Linked DNA regions of Homo sapiens: region 1 is linked to region 2. A link is an interaction called in ENCODE POLR2A ChIA-PET data of the cell type or tissue named here. Cell type or tissue: PC-9. All regions are shown on one strand. Links, peaks and the distances in the headings refer to the core of each region. The heading gives the core; the rest is flanking DNA.

Region 1 (2,907 bases), core at 316-2,815, 240 kb after region 2:
AGGTTCCTCAGAAAACTAAAAATTGAGCTACTATATGATCCAGCAATCCCACTGCTGGGTATATACCCAGAAGAGTGGAAATCAGTATATCAAAGAGATACCTGCACCAATGTTTGTTGCAGCACTGTTTACAATAGCTAAGATTTGGAAGCAGCCTAAGTGTCCATCAACAGCTGAATAGATAAGGGAAATGTGTATATACACAGTGGAGTACTATTCAGCCATAAAAACAATGAGATCCTGTTATTTGCAACCACGTGGATGGAATTGGAGATCATTATGTTAAGTGAAATAAGCCAGACACAGAAAGACAAATGTTCTCACTTATTTGTGGGATCAAAAAGTCAAAACAACTGAATTCTTGGACACAGAGAGTAGAAGGATGGTTAGCAGAGCCTGGGAAGGGTAGTAGTGGGTGGGGAGTAGGGGATGGGAGGGAGGTGGGGATGGTTAATGGGTACAAAAAATTTAGAAAGAATGAATAAGACTTATTTGATAACACAATAGGGTGACTGTAGTCAAAACAATTATATATTTTAAAATAAAGAGTGTAATTGGACTGTTTGTAACTCAAAGGATAAATGCTAGAGGGCATGGATACCCCATTCTCCATGATACACTTATTTCACATTGCATGCCTGTATCAAAACATCTCATGTACCCCATAAATATATACACCTACTATGTATGCACAAAATTTTTTAAATATAAAAATTAGCTGGGCATGGTGGTGTGTGCCTGTGGTCCCAGCTACTCGAGAGGCTGAGGTGGGAGGATTGCTTGAGCCTGGGAGGTTGAAGCTGCAGTGAGCCATGACCATGCCACTTCACTCCAGCCTGGGCAACAGAGCGAGAGCCTGTCTCAAAACAAACAAAAAAACTCAGGGCAATTGCAAGGAGGGAGGCAAGACCTGATATTTAGAAATCCTCCTTTTCATAGTAATAGGATTGGACTTGAGATGCCTTACAGTGTTAGAAGGGGTACCTTTTCTTCTGTTTCCTTTGGGAAGGATAGGCTGCTGAATGGTCGAAGCAGGGAATTAATGTCATGCACAGAGTGGGAGTGTATTCGGCAGGATAACAGAACCACTGCTGCAGGGAAGGCCTCCTAGTTGGCCCTGAATGATCCTGGTTTAAAAACTTTTTAAGATAAGAAATGAAAAAAAGACTAAGTCTCTTAAGTCAACAAGTCAGGCCTAATAGAGCCACTTTTCTGTTTGCCCTTTGGAATGCAGATCCTCCTAGAACTTGTCACCACTTTGTACACGCAGCACGCCCAGAAATGTTTAAGTGGGAGGAGGGGAAAAGATGGCTCATGGCCTGCTGCCCTGCCCCAGTGTCCTTCAGTGGCTCCCTTATGCAGCTCTGGCCAGGTGCCACCTGCCCTGACGTCGGGCCTGCTAGTTGGCTGGCTGGTGGCCTGCCCTGGGCGAAGGTGTGTGCTCACAGGCAGGTTGCATTCCACACCCTGCCGTTCTGGCCCCTGGAGTCCAGCCGCAGTGGTCACTGCTTAAATATCACTTCTCGGGAGATATTTCCTTTTGTAATTTGCCCTCGGTCTTGTCTTATCTTCGAAAGGTTGCTGGAATTTCTCTGTTCCTTGGAGTTTGGGGGTTTTTTGATTTGTTTTTTCTTTGGTGCTTGTAAAGGTAGGAAAGAACTTCGTGATTTCTGTAACATAACAATGTTTTATGCTTATGGGAAGGCCAATTAAAGTTCATAACAACTTGGCTGGTGCAGTGCCTCTGTCTCTAGCTAGGGAGATTCTGGTGCTTGGTGCTGGAGAAATTCCCAGTCTGAATTGGAAAGGGACAGAAGGAATAACAGCGAGTGTGTTGAAAGTTACCTTCCACCTTTTCCTTGTGTGGTTACACAGTGTGCCTCCCAACTGCTGCTTGGTGACCGTGCCGGTGCCTTTTCCCAGCTCAGCAGGAGGAGGCTGTGTGGGGGTCCCCCGAGAGCAGCCAGGAGGTTGGGGATGGCAGCCTCCCCAGGCAGTCCTGCAGGTTATTTGGGGGATGCTGAGATTTGCACCAAAATGGAAGTTTCCCCACAGCTTCCTTCCTAACTGCAACACTATGGAGCATGTGGAAAATGCATGTTAGTTAGGCAAGCCATTCCCTCTGGGCCTGTAAGTAATTTTAGGCTCTGTTAAAAGTACACATTCCAGTTCATCAGATTTTCCCGGGAGTATCGTAAAACTTTTACCCTACTCTGTTCAACAGGATGGAACAGCCCAGAGGAGGCATCCTAGGACTCAGCTGCTGCATTGGTCATGGGGACAGGGGGATGGAGTACACAACACAGTCATATATTAATCGTCCCATCAGTAATTTGTTTCTCCAGCGGTCATTCCTTTACTTTTAGGGTATGCTGTAGCACTCTCGTTCTGAGCAGTTTTCTTTTTTTTTGTTTTTGTTTAAGTTCCCATGGCATTGCCTAAAAGTTTTATTTTACACGTTAGTAACACATTTCCATCCTATGTGTCTTTTACTTCAGAAACAAAGAAAAGAGTGGTAGCCAGCCCGCCTGCCTGGATCACATGCAGGACAGAAGAGCCTTGTCCCTCAAAGCCCACCAGTCAGAGAGCTACCTGCCGATTGGTATGTTTCGGGGAATTTTCAGGGAGAACGTCAGTGTTACCCTGGTTTCCTTCAGGCTGTTACCCTGCCCCATCTAGTTGTCTCATTCGAAAACGACACAAGGCCTCAGGCCTGCAGCCTGGAGGGGAATGGGTTTGCAGAATTATATCCGGCGGCGAAGCACTGAGCTAGACACCGTATGCCAGCTTTTAGGCCTCGTAGCAAGCCTTCAGGGTAGGCATGATTATTGCCATTTCACAGCTGAGGAAACTGAGGCACAGATAGGTTAAGTAACTTGTCCAGAATCACCCAGCATTTGAACCCAG
Region 2 (2,907 bases), core at 144-2,643:
AGAGAGAGTGAGTGGGGAGGAGCTATACATTTTTAAACAACCAGATCTTGTGAGAACTCTATCATTATACAGTACCAAGGAGGGATGGTGATAAACCATTCATGAGAATTCCACCCCCATGATCCAGTCACATCCCACCAGGCCCCACTTCCAATGCTGGGGATTACAGTTGAACATGAGATTTGGGTGGGGACACAGATCAAAACCATTTCAGTAACAAAGTCTGGAAGTAAGCCATTGTAGGGGTAGAAATGTGTGGTACCTTTTCTCAACCATCATAAGGCTCACAGCCAACACTTTTATAACAAAAGACAAATTAACAAGGGAAAAGCATGGCAAATTTATTTAATCAAAGTTTTAGGCCAGGCGTGGTGGCTCGTGCCTGTAATCCCAGCACTTTGGGAGGCCAAGGTAATACAGGAGTTATTAAGAAATAATTTTTAGGCAGCTAGAAAGGGTGGGAGTTCTCGGTGGAATTTTCCTTTAATAAAAAGCAGCCCCAAAACCATTTCTTCTCTAACAGAAAGCAGACTGAGAAGGCATAGATAAGGAAACTAGGAGTTTTTATATGTAAATGCAGACAGCTGGAAGCCAGGTACATTCAGTATGGCATCTCCCACCCTCTTTTCCTTGTCACCAGGTCTCTCACCCTCTTTTCCTTGTCACCAGGTTTATGGGTGTCACAGCAGCCTCCAGGTAAAATCACGTGTACAAGTATAGCCACCACCAGGTGGAGGCCATATTTGCATAATAAAAGACTAGGGTAGGAGAGCCAGTCTTTTCCTGGGCTATGTGAATGGCACACCTGGTCAACCCAATCCCCTGAGCCCTAAGTAAATCAGTCACCGCCTCCTCAAGCCTGTACAAAACCAATTGCGTTCCACTGCAGACCGGAGACCCTCTTTTGGGTGACCTGCTTTCTCAGCATGAGGAAGCTTTTTCTCTCTCTTTTCTTCTATTAAACTTTCCACTCCTGAACCCACTCCTCGTGTGTGTCCATGTCCTGAGTTCTTTCTCAAGTGAGACCAAAAGCCAGGGTATATACCCCAGACAACAGAGCTGTTTCACAGGTGGATGGATCACTTGAGCCCAGGAGTTCAAGACCAGCCTGGCAACATGGTGAAACCCCATCTCTACTAAAAATACAAAAATTAGCCGGGTGTGGTAGCATGCGCCTGTAGTCCTAGCTACTTGGGAGGCTGAGACACGGATTGCTTGAACCCAGGAGGCAGTGGTTGCAGTGAGCTGAGATCGTGCCACTGCACTCCGGCCTGGGTGACAGAGCAAGATCCTGTCTCAAAAAAAAAAGTTTTACATGATGCAGGAGACTTCAAAAATGAATACACAAAGACCCAGGGAAAACTGTCCACTTTTATGCATAGATTTGATGAAGATGAACAGCTGTGTAGAAATGTGATTGCACAAAAAGGAGGGGCAGGAACCCAGCAAGGCCTGTCTGTTCAGATTCTTCTTGGTCTTACTGTGTAGCATTCCTTCCTCCCAGGCAGAGGGGAGAACCCCTCTGGAGCAAGGATAACCTGCAGTCAGACAAGGTAGGTCAGGGAATTTATTTATGGCTAGCTTCTGCACAGAAAGGCAGGGGAAGGTCAGAGTAATATTTCTAGGTTTTATAGCTTAATTTGGAAGAGAGGGATTCTAGTTTCTATGACTTGCCTTGGGGAAGAGGAATTATGATATTTTCTAAAGAGACAAGGTCTTGCTCTGTCGCCCAGGCTGGAGGGCAGTGGTTGCAATCACAGCCCACTGCAACCTTGAACTCCTGGGCTCAAGTGAGTGATCCTCCTGCCTCAGCCTCGCAAGTCATTGGTACTACAGGCACATGCTGTCATGCCCAGCTAATTTTTTTTTATTGTTTGTAGAGACAGGGTCTTGCTCTGTAGCCCAGGCTGGTATGCAGTGGTGCAATCATAGCTCACTGCAGCCTTGATCTCCTGAGCTCAAACAATCCTCCTGCTCTCTGCCTCCCAAAGCACTGGGATTACAGGCATGAGTCACTATCCCCTGCAGGAATTGTGATTTCTATGACTGGGAAGAATGAGGGGCAAGAGACATGAGGGTGGGAGAAGGTCAGAGAGAACTTGCTACTGGGGCTGCTTCTGAGGCCTTCCAATCTCTTTTAGTTTGAGGTACTCAGCATGCCAATGTCTTATTTTGGGGTATTGTTTTCTGAGCCCCAACACTGTCCATCACTTCTCTCTCTCTCCCCTACATACTTTCTCCTTCCCTCCCTTCTCCTTTCTCTCCTCCTTTCCCTCCTCCCTTCTCTTCCTCTCTCTTTCCCTCCCTCCCTCTTTCCTTTTAGATGCGTTTACAAGAAGGCTGGATATAGAATCAGGAGACCTAGAAACCTGGCCTGGTCTTATCCTTAACTTAGGGTAAGTAACTCAGCCTCTCTGGACTCAGTGTCCTCACTTGTAAAATTAGGGGCTGAATAAGAGAGGATGCCTAGGGTCCTGCCCAGCTCCAAAATGCTTTGGTCCTCCAAGATCCATAAGACTGCAGGAAGTAGCTGAGACAGCCCTCTCGGAGGGAGCTGGGTCACAGTCTGCTAGACTCCCCTGCTATGTAAAGTCCCATTCTGGCAGATGTCACTTAGATTTCCCCCACTGGCTCCAGATAGGCCTGCTTTGGATAAATGACACTCCTGTTTTGCTAAATCTGACCAACTCAAATCATGCCATATGTGCCTCATTACAAACTTGTCCCTGTGCCAGCCAGATGGATGCAGTACTTTTTGGTCTCCCAGCTAAAGGTTGAAATGGCCTTCATGATGGCACAGCTGGCCTGTAGAGGTGCTTTTGTTTCACTTGTTAGACACCATGTTCTGTTTCAATTCTGTTTCTCTAGTTAAAGTGTTTTCATTTCTTTATTTGTTCAATAAACACC

Evidence for each region. Peaks named below come from ENCODE experiments on the same cell type or tissue, not always from the same donor. Only the 100,000 strongest peaks of a DNase experiment are listed, where the experiment ranks them.
Region 1: POLR2A ChIA-PET joins it to region 2 with 11 read pairs; 4 of 35 experiments call an interaction of 5 or more read pairs at or near these places.

The regions. Positions count from the first base shown.
Region 1 is chr1:93,583,713-93,586,619 of GRCh38, reverse strand. BCAR3 (BCAR3 adaptor protein, NSP family member) reads left to right here. Exons shown (of 12, transcript NM_003567.4): 6 at 2,499-2,602. Among named protein-coding and RNA genes, the nearest start is that of BCAR3-AS1, 6.8 kb to the left of the region's middle. RefSeq lists an enhancer at 1,399-1,911. In PC-9, for the core only: a CTCF peak has its summit at 1,714; a DNase peak (open chromatin) is centred at 1,269; H3K4me3 peaks cover 1,044 bases; H3K27ac peaks cover 2,500 bases.
Region 2 is chr1:93,827,104-93,830,010 of GRCh38, reverse strand. It overlaps a transcript of BCAR3 not described here. Among named protein-coding and RNA genes, the nearest start is that of MIR760, 18 kb to the left of the region's middle. In PC-9, for the core only: a CTCF peak has its summit at 710 (motif pointing right); DNase peaks (open chromatin) are centred at 730, 1,440 and 1,940; H3K4me3 peaks cover 293 bases; H3K27ac peaks cover 2,500 bases.